2 separate regions of the Homo sapiens genome follow, and region 2 is linked to region 1. The links are chromatin loops, found by intact Hi-C in ENCODE. Cell type or tissue: PC-3. All regions are shown on one strand.

Evidence for each region. Hi-C counts contacts between places; a loop is a spot of excess contacts. Peaks named below come from ENCODE experiments on the same cell type or tissue, not always from the same donor. Only the 100,000 strongest peaks of a DNase experiment are listed, where the experiment ranks them.
Region 2: a loop joins it to region 1, with 6 times the contacts of the local background. A loop is called at or near these places in 2 of 110 quality-filtered maps.

What each region holds. Positions count from the first base shown.
Region 1 is chr12:117,584,362-117,592,361 of GRCh38, reverse strand. All of the region lies in intron 5 of KSR2 (kinase suppressor of ras 2), which reads left to right. Among named protein-coding and RNA genes, the nearest start is that of NOS1, 230 kb to the right of the region's middle. In PC-3, CTCF peaks have their summits at 1,212, 4,297 and 4,501 (motif pointing right); a DNase peak (open chromatin) is centred at 4,491.
Region 2 is chr12:117,850,631-117,858,630 of GRCh38, reverse strand. It overlaps KSR2 (kinase suppressor of ras 2), which reads left to right. Exons shown (of 20, transcript NM_173598.6): 3 at 3,053-3,203. Among named protein-coding and RNA genes, the nearest start is that of KSR2, 110 kb to the left of the region's middle. In PC-3, CTCF peaks have their summits at 560, 766 (motif pointing right), 1,814 (motif pointing right) and 4,030 (motif pointing right); DNase peaks (open chromatin) are centred at 740, 1,260, 4,040 and 4,850; H3K27ac peaks cover 3,698 bases.

The sequences.
Region 1 (8,000 bases):
TGGGAGGATCACCTGAGGTCGGCAGTTAGAGACCAGCCTGGCCAACATGGTGAAACCCCATCTCTACTAAAAATACAAAAATTAGCCAGTCGTGGTTGTGGGTACCTGTAATCCCAGCTACTAAGGAGGCTGAGGCAGAAGAATCACTAGAACCTGGGAGGCGGAGGTTGCAGTGAGTGGAGATTGCTCCATTGCGCTCCAGCCTGGGTGAGTGAGACTCCATCTAAAAAAAAAAAAAAAGTTGGGGGGAAAGCGATTTTGAGGGTGAGTATGTGAATATTAGAATAAATACATTAATATATCTTCACTAGATCCTGAAGGTTTTTCTAGTTTAGTATAACCTTTTTTTTTTCGAGACAGAATCTCACTCTGTTGCCCAGGCTGGAGTCCAGTGGCACAATCTCAGCTCACTGCAACCTCCACCTCCTGAGTTCCAGCGATTCTCATGCCTCAGCCTCCCAAGTAGCTGGGATTACAGGCATGAGCCACCACACCCTCCTAACTTTTGTATTCTTTTTTTAGTAGAGATGGAGTTTTGCCATGTTGGCGAGGCTGGTCTTGAACTCCTGACCTCAAGTGATCCGCTCACCTCTGCCTCCCAAAGTGCTGGGATTACGGACGTGAGCCACTGCATCATTTTTTTTTTTTTTAAGCAGGGGTGGGACCAGGTGGAATGGGTGATGGAGGAGAGTGATGGTGACAACTTTCCTGTGATGTTGTCCCTCACATCCTCTCCAATGTCCTACCTCTAGCCGCCACATACCAGCCCTTCATCTGCTTTGCTGCCATTGGTGCAGTGCCCTCACCACTCACTGGTCCTACCAATATCAGCTGCTACCTGGAGACACTCCTAGCAGGGCATCTCCTATCTCTATCTCATCCGTCACCACCACCACTGCCTCCAATTGTAACTTAGAGAGAAGACTCCCCCAGGTCTCAGCTATGTCGTGCCGCTTTATCAGATGCAGGGGCATTTCTTCCTCTTCTGCCTGGGATCAGCATGTTCCTTCCCCTGGAGGAAGACTCCTCCAGGTCTTCTCTCTGCTTTGATAGAGTGACAACTAGAAAATCAAATTCTTTAATCCAGACAGAAGCAGTGAGAGGAAAGAGTTAATTTTTCTTTTCCTCTGCCCCCATGAGTTGACCCAGATTTCAGAAGTTGCATGTAGAGACATTGCCCCCTCATGGACTATTCTACGAAGAGACAGTGAGGGGTTGAAAGAACACAGTCTTGGGCTATCATCTTGACTGGGCTGCTTGCATGTCCTCCTTTTCTGGCTCTTCTCTTCTGCAAAACGGGGATCAAAACAATGCACCTCACAGGGTGCTAGGATTAAGTGGGCAGTGGGGTGACACAAAGTGGTTATACGTATTTTGGCTTGGAGACTACAGACCATTTGTGTAAGGATTCCTACCATGTAAGTGGCAGAAGGGGATCTTGAATCCTGGTCTTCTGGCTCCATGGAAAAAATCTTTCTGCTGATTAGCCAAGAAAATGAGTTTCATAGCTCTAAATCAGGACTTGGCACACTTTTTCTTTAAAGGGCCAGGTAATAATTATTTTTTGTTTGGTGGACCATACTGTCTCTGTTACAACTACTCCTGTTGTCATAGACAGTGTGTCAATGAGTGGGTGTGGCTGTGTGCCAATTAAACTTTATAAAATTAGACAATGAGTTGAATTTGGCCTGAGGGTCAAGTTTGCCAACTCTGGCACTAAGTCATAGTCCGTACAGAGCTTTGTCATGTTCTAACTGATGTGTTAAATTCAAGAGGCAGAGTGATGATGACAGTGACAAAAACAATAATAACAATACTACATCAGGCACTTGGCAGAGCACTGTTCCAATTATATCACCCCACTTAATCCTCCTACCAATCTTATGAGGGAGATACAATGACCACTTTTTTTATAGGAGAAACCGAGCCTCAGAAAAGTAAGAGTACCAAGATCCCATAGCTCGTAAGTGGCAGAGCTGGTGTTTGTCACAGGTGTGCTCACGTCAAAGCCCCATGCTCTCTCTCCCACACTGCACTGGGCAAGTTGATTGCCCTTGAGGCCCTTCCTGTTCAGAAATAAAGTATGCTACTCTGTCTCCAGAGGAGGTCCACACTCAAGGTCTTGTCTCTAACTTAAACTCCACACATGCATGAATTGCATTGACCCTAATACTTGCATTCCTGCAGTGGACAGGAACTGAGGCCATAGTCTCAATAGCTTAGCCATTGCCCATTGTTTTGTCTCAATGTCATGGGAGCCCCAGGAAACTTCTCTGAAATCCCTGTATATGATCTCTTCCATCAAGAATCCTTGCTCACCCCTAGCATCTCTTATCACTGTCAGTCCCCTCTGCCTTATTTCTTCCCCGATGACATGAAACCAAAGCCCACCCTGGTCTATGCACTCACCAGTTTCAAGGGATTCCAGGGAAGCCTCCATAGCCATCAAGGGCCCCAGATGATGATGTTTGGATCTTGGGAGGTGAGTTATCATTGTTTCAGGGAGAAAATTATGTCCAACTCCATGAAGAAGCACTTGGCCCTGAAGCATCATGGAGCTGTAACCTTTAGAAACTGCACATAATTAAAATACTTTCAGATCTGATATATTTGAGTTGGATATTAAAGCAAATAGAGTTATCCTCTGCTATGTGAATGATATCATGAGCAGCTTTAGTCTAGGATTGGTTGGCGCCTTGGATAAATCAGTGGGATTTTAGCTGGTGACTGGCCTGTGACTCCAAAGAAAAGTTTAATGATCTAAGTTTTATTAGTTTCAGTTACCTTTAGGCCCAATGAATTTGCTAGTTGATTTGAATGCAACACCTCTGCTGAGTTCTCACTCAGTCTGTCATGTCCCTGGGCTGGAAGCTTAAGGGCAGTTTGGAACTTCCAGTTCCTTTGTGGTATTTCTGAGGATGAGCTCTTGGGTTCAAACCTGAGCTTTAGCACCTAAAAGGGAATTATGGAGACTAAGTGAAATAATACAACTAAATCACATAATCTAGGTCCCACTGGGTAATAGGTGCTTAATAAAAGTTAGCTATTATTTTTAATAATATTATGTGCTCAGAGGTCTTTATCTCCATGGAAACATTTAGGGTAGAGTAGCTCCTTATTTATCCAACAGGGTTTAGCGATTCAAAGACTGCAATAAACTATTTCTTGTGGTCCTTTTCAACTCTAGACTGGCATGGCTTTTAAGATAATTTTTACATTTATCTCAGAAGGGGACATGGTATGGAGCTGGATAGAAGGCTTTAATTTTATAGGAAACTGGGTTCAACTCTAGAGTTCATGATATTTGGTGAACTTTAGCTATATGACTTTGAACAATTTAGTTATCCTTACTTTCCTTATCTGTAAACTATGGATACAAACTCATAAGATTGTGTGGATTAAATGAAGACATAGCTGCAAGATACATACGGTAAATATGTCTGAGCATTGCTCTCATGCTCAGAATACTCTGTGTGCATTATCCCACTTAGTCTTCAAACAACACAATGAGGTACAGTGGGCACTGATATTTACTCACAGTTTTTGCCTGAGAACACTGAAGCTCATGGGGTTGTCACTTGCCCAAAGACACACAGCAGGTCACATCCCACATCTACCTCAATTTGCCATCTGTGAAACAGTTATAATGTGTACTTTCTTCCCTACCACACAGAGTATTTTGAGGATAAATAAGTTCAGATTTGCTCTGAGTCTGATAAAGTTATCTCTACGATCTCTCAGGGCCATGTAAGTTTCTCATTAATCGGAAAAACACCAGGTTCAGCCAGGACTTGACTATCGGTCCATTCATTTGTTCATTCATTCATTTGTCCATTAAACACACATTTAATATTCTTAGAGCAGATCCTGAGCTCAACACTTGGGGATACAGTGACAGATGAGACCCAGGCCCAAACCCCAAAAGCTCCCAGCCTAGTATCGTTTGTCCCCATAGCAGATAAATCGCAAAGAATAATTTTTTAAAACTGGCTTTGCCTTCTTCCCATGGCTACCTTTTTATCCTCCCCTGCTTGGGTTTGGGAATGCAAATCCCATGAAAATTTCTTCAGGAACTGTCCTCTAAGATCAGTCTATGCCACAGCAGATATTCCAGTGCTACAAGTTGGTAGGTTTGGGACAAAACCCTTCTTTATGGCCAAGGAAGTAAAAATACTCTGTTGGCTTCTGAAAAATAATACAGGCTGTGGGGCCAATGAGTACACCCCCTTTGCTTTTCCCAGGGACATGGAGGAGTGATGGGATGTGGATTTTTTATGAGGGGCTGTGGGTGGGATCATGATAGCTCCGGTGGGAAAGGCCTGTGCTGGGAGAATGACCTTGGGAAGGAATGGTCTTGTCAGGGTTAGAGCTGTAGCATTGGACCTGGGTAGGGGTTGGGGTGATGGAGCATTGATGCAGGGATAGGGAGGCGGGGAGGCCCTCCCTGTTTTTTCCAGTTACAGCCTGGCAGGCTATTTTCCCCTCGACCGCCAGAGGGAGCTCTTAAATGCATACTGCCCAGCACAGCGTCCTGCTGCTTCCATTCTAACGCACATCGGGGCTCCCATTGCCTTAAAACAACCCCAACGTTGGTACGGTTTCATTTTCCTCATGGACTCTTATTTCTTGGCTCATTTACTTTCTGATTTCCCCCTGTAGACTCTAAACTCGGGAAACATGGTTATCTCGTTCACCGTATCCCCTTGAAACCATGCCTGGAACAAGATAGGTGCTGTGTCAGTTTCCCATGGCTGCTGTGACAAACGGCCACCAACTCAGCGGCTGAAAACAACACAGATTTATTATCTTACAGTTCTGGAGGTCAGAAGTCCGAAATGGATGCCAATGGGATTAAGATCAGGGTGTCGGCAGAGCTGGTTCCTTCTGGAAGCTCTAGGGGAGAATCCATTCTCGCCTTTTCTAGTTATGTGCCTTGGCTGCTGTCCCCCCTCCTCCTTCAAAACCAGCAGTTGCATCCCTCTGACCTCGGCTTTCATTGTCATGTCCACTTCTCTGACCTCTGACTCTCACCCTCCTCCCTCCATCTTATAAGGGCCCTATGGTGACATTAGTTCCACCCGCGTAATCCAGGGTAACTTCTCCATCTCAAGATCCTTAACTTGATCACGTCTTCAGCATCTCTTTTTGCCAGATAAGATAACATACTCCCAGGTTCCAGGGATCAGGACGTGGGCATCTTTTGGGTGGGAGAGGAGCATTATGCTATTACATCACTTCCCAGGCCTCCTTGGTCCTTCCCAGACAGAGGTAGGTAGGAGGCCTTGGCAGTATAGGATGGGTTGAGCAGGGTGTTGGAGGGAACTCTGGACTAAAAGCATCCAGTTTGTTTCTGTCTGCAGTTTAAATCCCAACTCAGTCACTTATCAGCTCTAGACAATTGCATATTGCTTCTAAGCCTCAATATTCCCATCTGTGAAAGGGAGATGAAATTCACTTCCATTAATTGAGCCACAGCTCAATTAAAAATCCCTGTTCTGGCATTTACTTGCATTTACCTTGGGCAGTCGGGATAACTTTTTAATTTCCTTGTTGAAATGGCACTAATGATCATGGCTGATACGCTATGTGTGTGTATACTCTGTAGTGTTTGTATTAATGGGATAATATATGTCAAGGGTCTGTCTGTTTGACAGTAGTGCTTGGCACACGGTAACACAGCAGACAGCAGATTTACTATATTTTTCTTTCTTTCTTTCTTTCTTTCTTTCTTTTTCTTTCTTTTTTCTTTTCTTTCTTTCTTCTTCTTTTTTTTTTTTTCGGAGTTTGGCTCTTGTTGCCCAGGCTGGAGTGCAATGGCGCGACCTTGGCTCACTGCAACCTCTGCCTCCCAGGTTCAAGTGATTCTCCTGCCTCAGCATCCCGAGTAGCTGGGATTACCGGTGCCCGCCATATACAAAAATAATTTTTTGTATTTTTAGTAGAGACAGGGTTTCACCATGTTGGCCAAGCTGGTCTCGAACTCCTGACCTCAGGTGATCCACCTGCCTTGGCCTCCCAAAGTATTGTGATTACAGGTGTGAGTCACCGCACCCGGCCCTATTTTTCTTATTTCTTATTTTCTTCTTTCTTCTCCTCCTCTTCCTTTCCTTTATCGTCACCCATTTTTACCTGTGTCTCTGTGTATATCCTCACGTATTTTTCCCATGCCTAGCTCATCCGTCAGGGAGCTTTCAAATTCACCAGGTCAGAGCCTGATTTTTCATCAAGAAGCTGTGTGTGGTGTGGATGCTTTGTTAATGTTGGTTCCTGCTGTTGGGCCTTCTGTTTGTCCCTCTGACTGCTAAGGTGATTCCAAAGACCAGGGTTCCTGGCTTTTCCCTCTTCTGTGCAAAGCCCCTTCTGGGCAGATGCATTTCTCAGAAGACATCAACAGCAAGACCTGTGCAAGGGGAGAAGAATCCTCCCTCCTTCCACCTCTTTCTCTTTCTATGCACTAGAAATGAAAATATCTACGGAGAAATGTCTATTATTCTACTCCTGAGACCATAGGCACCAGGGATGCACAAAATTCTGCCTCTGTGTCTGCATGACTTGTTATCAGAAAATTAGAGTAGAAAAGAAGCTTTTGTTCAGCTATGGAGACATCTTAATAGGTGCTTTGATTGTTAAGCAGAAGTTTCTGTATCGGTTTAATTGCTGTAAATGTCGTTTGCCTTCTCTGTTATGATAAGGCCTGGATTTTCATATATTTTTTCCCCTTCCCTTTCAACAGTTTTCCATTGCTTTAAGGCTTGCATTGGCAAGTTTAATAAAATCCAAACGAAGAAAGCAAAGAGAGGATCTCAAAGTTCAAATCTTCTTGCCCACGTAGGAAGCTGTGTGGAGGTTATTATTGCTTGAGACTAATGATGCTGCAGCCACTTAATGCAATTGACAGAATTCACCCCTTCAACCAGATATTGGGAAATGAGACCAAACTACTAAACTTAATTACATCTATTTTTTGAAGGGAGCTGTAATTGAGAATAACTGAATAACTAGGCTATGAACCTAATAGTGAGATGTGCTTATAATAAAAGAGGATTTGTTCTCTGCTGAGTTGAGCCTCAGAAGCACCATCTGGGGGATTTTTGATGGAGAGGTGGTGATAATAAGGGAGGGAGTTGGCTAGACAAGCAGAGAAGCATCTAGATCAGGAATTCTCTACCTTGATGCTATTGACATTTTGGGATGTTTAATTCTTTATTATGGGAGTCTGCCCTGTGCATTATAAGATGTTAAACAGTATCCCTGCTCTCTCCCCACCAGATGCTGGTAACACACACACACGCACACACACACACAGACACACACAGTGTGACAACCAAAAATGTCCCCAGACATTGCCAGATATCCCCTAGGGGGAAGAGCACTCCTCTGGTTGAGAACGGGGGTGCGGGGGCTCCTGGAAGACTTTCAAACAATTGCAGAGTTATTCATTGAGAATCTGCAGGTGCCTGGCTGTGTGGCCTTTAGCAAGTCACTGCACTTCTCTGAGCTCCTTTTGTTTTCCTTTGCACAACGGGAATAATGATAGCCTGACCACACAGAGGGATAGCTTCCAGGTATAAAATGCATAGCATAATCCCTAGCACCTACTGAGTAATCAATAAACTTGATGTTTCTATTATAATAATCTTGGATTCAGCAAACATGTATTAAGTACTTTGCTTCAGGCACGATGCTTTGAGGTGGTGATGGAAAGATGAGATGTGGTTCCTGCTCTTGCAGAGGTGGAAAATGTATGTGGACCTGTTGGTACAATCTTATTCTTCACCCGTGGCAGACATTGCTAATCAGTTTCAGTGCCCTTTCCTGTTGAGCCTCAGAATCCATTTTAACACACTTCTTTGGGCAGCCACTACTAGTGGCCCCTGAAATGAAACCCATTTAGCACTCCTAGTTTTGTAGATTTCCTTGTGAGGACGCTAACCCTTCCTCTCCAGCGCCATCCTCCCATTCCCACCCACCCCTCGCACTGGAGAAAGCACCTTAAGGAG
Region 2 (8,000 bases), 270 kb before region 1:
TGCCAGTGAAACCAAGAGTCCTCTCTCGAGGCGCTCCCTGCTTCCTACTTGAAGAGGCTTCCTGTCTTTTTTAGACCTTGTCCGCAGGGACAAGAATCTCACCCAGCCCCACCAGATCTAAGAATCCCAAGTTAGAGGCAGCATCACCCCGCTCCATTCCTCCAGGCCCCCACCCCACCCCATCTTGCATATGCACATCAGACCACGCGCAATCTCGTATTTCCTTATTTCATTCCCAGTATGGCCAGATGAGTTTCTTGCAAATATCCTTAGAATGAATGGTCCTGTATAAGGACAGACAGTGTTGTATTTGCATGGCTCAGGGCATTTCTTTTGGAGGCTTCAGAGTCATTTATATATCAAGTGCCACTTGTGGGGGCAAATAAGGTAGAAACGATTCGATTCTAGACCAGGGGTTGAAAACTGGTGGCCCTCAAGCTGGTTCTGATATGCAGACATGTTGTTGTTGTTTGGTTAATATGATGTCAGGACATTTATTTTGAGCCAATACTTAAAAACCGAAAGAGTCTGTCTAAAAAACCCAGAGATCTCTGGCTTCACTTACAAAATCAGAAATGTTGACCATGCTGAACTGAGCTCCTGTCTGGCAGCGATTTGCTCATTTACATTTACCTGACCTGCAGGTACCTGAGTTTTGGCTCTTGCCTTAGTCACTGAGCATCTTGAGTCCAGGGACCCAGGGAGTGGGCGGGAGAAGACGTGGGGTTTCTGCTCTTTGTCTGCAGTTCAGGTATGTGTCCACCAGAGGTCCCCTTTCTGTGAAGTGACTGAAGTATGGAGAAAGCTCCACAGTAAAACAGCTGGGTTTGAATCCTGGCTCCACCAATGACTTGCTGTGTGACCTTAGGCAAGTGGTCTAACCTCTCTGAATTTTACTGTCCTAGTCTGTAAGTGGTGATGATAAAAGTGCCTACTTTCAGTAGTTTTTGTGATAATAAAAGGAAATCTATCAAAAACCTTAAAACAGTGTTCCATCCATTTCAGCTATTATTATTACTATTATTTTATCAAACAGAGGTGTGTCTGCCCTTTTGGCCCAGGTTTGTTAAGGGTTTCTCCATTTTTGATGTTATAAAAATGTTACTTTTATGATTTTTTTCTGAACTTAAGCTTTAGAGTAAATTGAAATATATACATATATAAATCATAAGATTAAAATGCACAAGTGAATCCTGAAGCAAAGAGGAGAATCCTTTTATGTTATGAATCACCCCCTTCAAACATGAGTCATTCTGTACCTTCAGATCCTGGACTGGGTGCAGTGGCTCAAGTCCGTAATCTCAGCACTTTTGGAAACCGAGGTGGGAGGATCACTTGAGGCCAGGAATTCGAGACCAGCCTGGGCAACATAGTGAGATCCTATCTCTACAAAAAAATTTAAAAATTAGCCAGGCATGTTGGTGCATGCCTGTAGTCCCAGCTACTCAGGAGACTGAGGTGGGAGGGTCGCTTGAACCCAGGAGTTTGAGGCTGCAGTGAGATATGATGGCCTCACTGCACCCCAGCCTGGTGACAGAGGGAGACCCTGTCTCTATTTAAGAAAAACAACAACCAGAAATAAACAGATCCGTGGTCATCACCTTTCTTAAAGGGGCTCACCAGCAATGTGTCCCTATTTGAGAAAGCCTCTAAGTGACTCCACTATTCTTCTCTCTCTGCCCCCTGCCTGCCTGGGTGAGTTGAAAAGGCACCATAGCTCATATTTTTGAAGATAATTTTTTGTACTGAGACAGTTTTCTTCTTTCTGGCTATCAGTTTAATGTGGGAGCTGTATCTTGTTGTAATACACAAACATGACCACAAGAGGGTAGATGTATTCCGCAATACTGCCCTAGAAACACCATCCGTAGGCTATTTCACCCTTATTTACTTTCGGAGGCTGAGGTGGGCAGATCACCTGAGGTCAGGAGTTTGAGACCAGCCTGGCCAACATGGTGAAACCCTGTCTCTACTAAAAATACAAAAATTAGCCAGGCGTGGTGGTGAGTGGCTGTAATCCTAGCTACTTAGGAGGCTGAGGCAGGAGAATCGCTTGAACCCGGGAGGTGGATGTTGCAGTGAGCCGAGATCGCGCCATTGCACTCCAGCCTGGGAAACAAGAGCGAGACTGTCTCAAAACAAACAAACAAATAAACAAAAAACAAAAAAAGGCAAAAAACCCTTAAGTAATAACAATATATGTTAAAATGTTGAGTAGTAAGTGCTATAAAAGAAGACTCATATATACATACAGATACTGATGCATAAATATAGAAGCTTGACAAATTTTGAGGTGTGTCCATATGATGGTCTAGGGAGACACTGTTTTGGGAACATGGGGTGGCGGTGAAAGTTCACCTGCCCAACACGTTAAGTTGGGAATCCTACCTTTTCTAGGTCCCTTTCCCCCACTCCACGCTATACTCCAGTGTTTCTGCTTTGCCTTAGGATGCAAAGCCATGCCCCATGGGGCTCAAAAACAAACCTAGTTTCATTTCCAGCACGGGGCATGGACTTTCAGCCCCTTTTCCATTAGGGTTTCTGAAGACCAGTGTGAGCCCTAGACCCTGCAGCCAGAGAAGAGAGGAAGCAGAGAGAGAGTGGGACCCAGCCACCAGCACACCTGCCTTGTCCTGTGCTTGCTCTGAGTTTGTGCTGGGATTTTAGATGAGTCCCTGCAGAGTGGGAGGCACTGAGAGCCAAGCAAACATGAAAAAATGGGGCCCTGCCTTATAAACATTCGAGAGACAGGCACAGTGTTGACGCCAGACAGGGTAGTAATTATAATAGCACTAAGCACCTGCGCTACCTTGCCAAGTATGGACACTTAGGAGTCCCACTTTACAGATGAGCAAAGTGAGGCCCAGAGAGGTTGAGCGACTGGTCAGAGGTTATCTAGATAATGAGTGGCAAACCCGAGATTCGGAGACCCCACTGTCATGCAAAGCGTTTACACTGCGGAGTGTTCTCCTCTAGGCACCACTACAGGGCAGCGTGGAGGCAGAGATGCTGTTCCTGCCCCACGGTTGACAATCCTTCTCCCCTCCTCTAGGAAATCTCCCCCGGCCAGCTGAGCCTGGAGGACCTCTTGGAGATGACGGATGAACAGGTGTGCGAGACTGTGGAGAAATACGGAGCCAACCGGGAGGAGTGTGCCCGCCTCAACGCCTCCCTCTCCTGCCTCAGGAATGTCCACATGTCAGGTGAGCAGGCCCCGGGGTCGGGGATGTGGAGACTTGTCCCCAGCACAGCTGCCGCGGTCCCTCGGCATCCCGTGCCCGCCACTGCAGGCCAGGACGAGACAGAGTCAACCCTGGGGGGCAAATCCGAAACGCAGGAAGAGGCAGCGTGGACCTGGGATTTGGAGGCCGGAAGACACCAGCAAGGGCAGCTCTTGGATTTGAACTCTTGCCCCAGGAAGACCCGCTGAGGTTTAGGGTATCTGGTTCTGGATAATTAGGGTCCAGATATGAAAATATTGAGTGTGAATAGGAGACCAGGGTCTTTTTACTTTAGACATTCTGACGTGGCTTTGCATTTTGGGTCAATGTCTAGCTTCTAATTTTTTTTTTAACAGAAGTAATTTGCATTAATTGTAACATAAACCAGAAAATAGATTTTAAAAAAATCACCCTAAGCTCCACCCTCTAGGTAACTGCTCTTGTCATTTTGGTATAATTTTTCCTGACAAATGGATATATGTATACTTTAAAAAATAGAATTATCCACACATATTGCTTAAATTTTTTTTTTTTTCACCTAATAAAATAACCTCTGTGACTTGTTCTATCAGTTTGGGGGCCAAATATATTGTCATCCCTCCTGGATCTTTTCCATTAATTGCTCAGATACCTGTTTGTCTTTATTAGCAGAACATCAGATATCATCTTCCTGAGGCTTCCTGCTTCTCTTTAGCCTCATGATTTTTCTGCAAATTCTGGGGCCTTTCTGTCCCAAGGGATCCGCTCTGCACATGCCAGCCACGGAGAAGTGTTAGTGGCCATCAGCACGGTTGTTGCAGTTCCCACCACAAGGTGTCACTGTTGAGCATCAGTCTGGCAGAGTCAGGTGGAGGCTCACAGATGCCCTTGCTTGATTCAACCTGCTCTATTCAACAAGCATTTGTTGAATATTGTTCTAGGCCTGGAGAAGTCTTCTAATCTGAGTGGCTATGGGGTGCCAGCAGGGCTGAGAAGGCAGCGGTGAACAAAACAGAACATACTTGAAACAGGTCATCGGCCCAGTCCTCCATGCGTGCCCTTTTGTATTTTTTCTTGCTGGCAGATCCTGATTCAGGTACAGTCAGCATCAAAAGGGACCATGCGGCCGGGCACACTGGCTCACGCCTGTAATCCCAGCACTTTGGGAGGCCAAGGCAGGAGGATCTCTTGTGCTCAGGAATTCCAGACCAGCCTGGGCAACATGGCGAAACCCCGTCTCTACAAAAAATACAAAAAAATGTGCCATGTGTGGTGGCACACGCCTGTAGTCCCAGCTACTCGGGAGGCTGAGGCTGGTGGATCACTTGAGCCCAGGACATTGATTGAGGCTGCAGTGAGCTATGATCACACTGCTGCACTCCAGCCTGGGTGACAGAGCAAGATCCTGTCTCAAAAATAAAATGGGGGGCAGACCATGCACTGGGGGCTGTCTTATGTGTTGAAGGATGTTTGGTTAGAAGCATCCTTGACCTCTGCCCATGAGATACCAGTAACATCCCCCAACTCAAAGTCATGACACATGGAAATATCCCCAGATATTTCAAAATGTTCCCAGGGAGGCAAAATCACTCCTGGCTGACGAGCTGTAAAGGTCATGTTACTCTTTACCTCTAGCACAATGGTGTTGACTCACCCAACATGAGTGTGGCTGACAGGGAGGGGCCTCTCAGTCACTCAGTACATACAAAATCTGCTCCAAAGGTGACTTTCTCTCTTTACCCACAGTGAGAAGCAGATGGCAGTTTTCTCTCTTTAAAAAAAAATTGCAGGCTAGGCATGGTGGCTCACACCTGTAATCCCAGCACTTTGGGAGGCCAAGGTGGGAGAATTGCTTGAACCCAGGAGTTTGAGACCAGCCTGGGCAACATAAAGAGACTCTACCTCTACCAAAAAAAGAAAATTAGCTGGGTGTGGTGGCATGCGCCTGTAGTCCTAGCTACTTGGGAGGCTGAAGTGGGAGGATTGCTTGAGTCCTGGAGGTCAAGTCTGCAGCAAGCTGAGATAGTACCACTGAACTCCAGCCTGGCCCACAGAGTGAGGTCCTGTCTTAAAAAAAATTGCACCAAATTACAGTGTTGTCATAAACATCTTCCTTTGTCAATAAATGCATTCACTTCTTATTTTTAATACCTGAATACTAACAATTTATTCAACCAATCTCCTATTTTTGGAAATATCCATATTTTTCCTATCATAAGCAACGCTGCTGTGAATACCCCTGAGTGTTATCTTTGGGGACCCCCGTGGCTATTTCTTTACAGTGAATTCATAGGAGAGGGGTCTTGCAGTGGAACATTTGCATATTTTGGCCGGACGTGGTGGCTCACACCTATAATCCCAGCACTTTAGGAGGCCGAGGCCGGTGGATCACCTGAGGTCAGGAGTTTGAGACCAGCCTGACCAACATAGTGAAACCCCATCTCTACTAAAAATACAAAAATTTAGCTGGGCTTGGTGGCGCATGCCTGTAATCCCAGCTATTTGGGAGGCTGAGGCAGGAGAATCTCTTGAACCTGGGAGGTGGAGGTTGCAGTGAGCTGAGATTGTGCCACTGCACTGCAGCCTGGGTGACAGCGAGACTCCATTTCAAAAACAAAAAACAACAACAAAAAACCCATATTTTAAAAATTATGGTGAACATTGTCATATATCTTTCCAGAAAGTTTGTACCAATTTATGCCGGCACAATGCCTGACAGTGAGCGTTTGAGGTTAGGTTTTTAATTGCTTTTCAGAATTCATGTTGTCTCATCCGGGAGGCACTACTGAGTTTGGCAGCATCCTTAAAAGTAGAGTGAGATTCCAGTTTCCATGAGAGAGGCATTTATGTCAGCCTTATGGGAAAGAATAGTTATTTTTTTGTGACATTCTAGGCTGTGCGAGACCATGGGGAAGAATAGTCATTTTTTTGTGACATTCTAGGCTGTGCGAGACCATGAAAGTTCTGGTGCTCCGATTTTTATTTATTTATTTATTTATTTTGAGACAGAGTCTTACTCTTGTCACCCAGGCTGGAGTGCAGTGGTGCGACCTCGGCTCATTGTAACCTCCACCTCCTGGGTTCAAACAGTTCTCCTGCCTTAGCCTCCCGAGTAACTGGGACTACAGGTGCATGCCACCACGCCCAGCTAGTTTTTTTTTTTGTATTTTAGTAGAGACGAGGTTTCACCGTGTTGCCCAGGCTGGTCTTGACCTCCTGAGCTCAGGCAATCCGCCTGCCTTGGCCTCCCAGAGTGCTAGGATTACAAGTGTGAGCCATCACACCTGGCCCTGTCCTCTGATCTTTTTAAAAATTTTTTTGATCCAGATGGACAGTACAATTTATATTGTGACCCCCCCCACACACATAGGTACACATACATGCACACACACAGCTACACATACACATACACAATTATAGCATGTTTCATGAAACAATACTCCTCCTTCTTATGCATGATGAAGATGTTGTAAATTCATTCCTGTTCTATTCTATATCATTTAGTAGATGCTAGTAATAGCCACTTTCTTTTTTTTTTTTTTAAGATGGAGTCTCTCTGTCGCCCAGGCTGCAGTGCAGTGGCATGATCTCGGCTCACTGCAAACTCCACTTCCTGGATTCAAGTGATTCCCTTGCCTCAGCCTCCTGAGTAGCTGGGACAACAGGCATGCGCCACCATGCTGCTCTAATTTTTGTATTTTTAGTAGAGGCGGGGTTTCCCTATGTTGGCTAGGCTGGTCTCAAACTCCTGACCTCAGGTGATCCATCCGGCTCGACCTCCCAAAGTGCTGGGATTACAGGTATGAGCCACCGTGCCTGGCCTGCCTCTATTTTTTGTTTTTTGAGACAGGGTCTTGCTTTGTCACCCAGGTTGGAGTACAGTGGTGTGATGTGATCACAGCTCACTGCAGCCTCGACCTTCTGGGCTCAAGCAACTGTCCCACCTCAGCCTCCCCAGTAGCTGGGACTACAGGTGCATACCACCACACCTGTCTAATTTTCGTGGAGACTAGGTTTCGCCTTGTCATTGCCCAGTTTGGTCTCGAAATCCTGGGTTCAAGCAGTCCTCCTGCCTCGGCCTCCTAAAGTGCTGGGATCACAGGCATGTGTCCCCATGCTTGGTCAAGCAGCACTTTTCATTACACACCTCACTATGGTTTGAACCTACACTGATCCCCTACCTCCACATAGGCCTCCCTCTGGACTCTTCCCAGGCTGCTAAGACTCAGTCTTCTATGTCCTGCCTCAGATGCCAGCCTTAGGGCCACTGGGACCTTGAAAGCAATGACCAAGTGCTCCATTTTAACCCATTCCTACAGCACTTAGCACTGAAGTCAGCTCAACTCAGACTTCTTAGTAAAGAATTGTGTACCCAGTTCTGATCCTTAACACTGTACTTCACGTATGCTGTTCCTGCAGGTGATGGTGCCACTTAAAAACATTTTAATGCTTACCTGTTTTGGGGAGCAATTTGTTTTTAAATGAATGCCTCTCTTTTCCACTAGACTGTAAGCTGCAAAAGGGCAGGGATCATACTTGTTTCTGCTCACTATTCAATTCCCAGGAAGATCAATATCTAGCACATAGTAATGGTTCAATACATGTGTATTTTTTTTTTTTTTGAGATGGGGTCTTGCTTTGTTGCCCAGCCTGGAGTGTAGTGGCGCAATCTTGGCTCACTGCAGCCTCTACCTCCTGGGGTCAAGCGATCCCCCCACTCAGCCTCCTGGGTAGCTAGGACTACAGGCGTGTGCCACCATGCCTGGCAAACTTTTCTGTATTTTTTGTAGAGATAGAGTT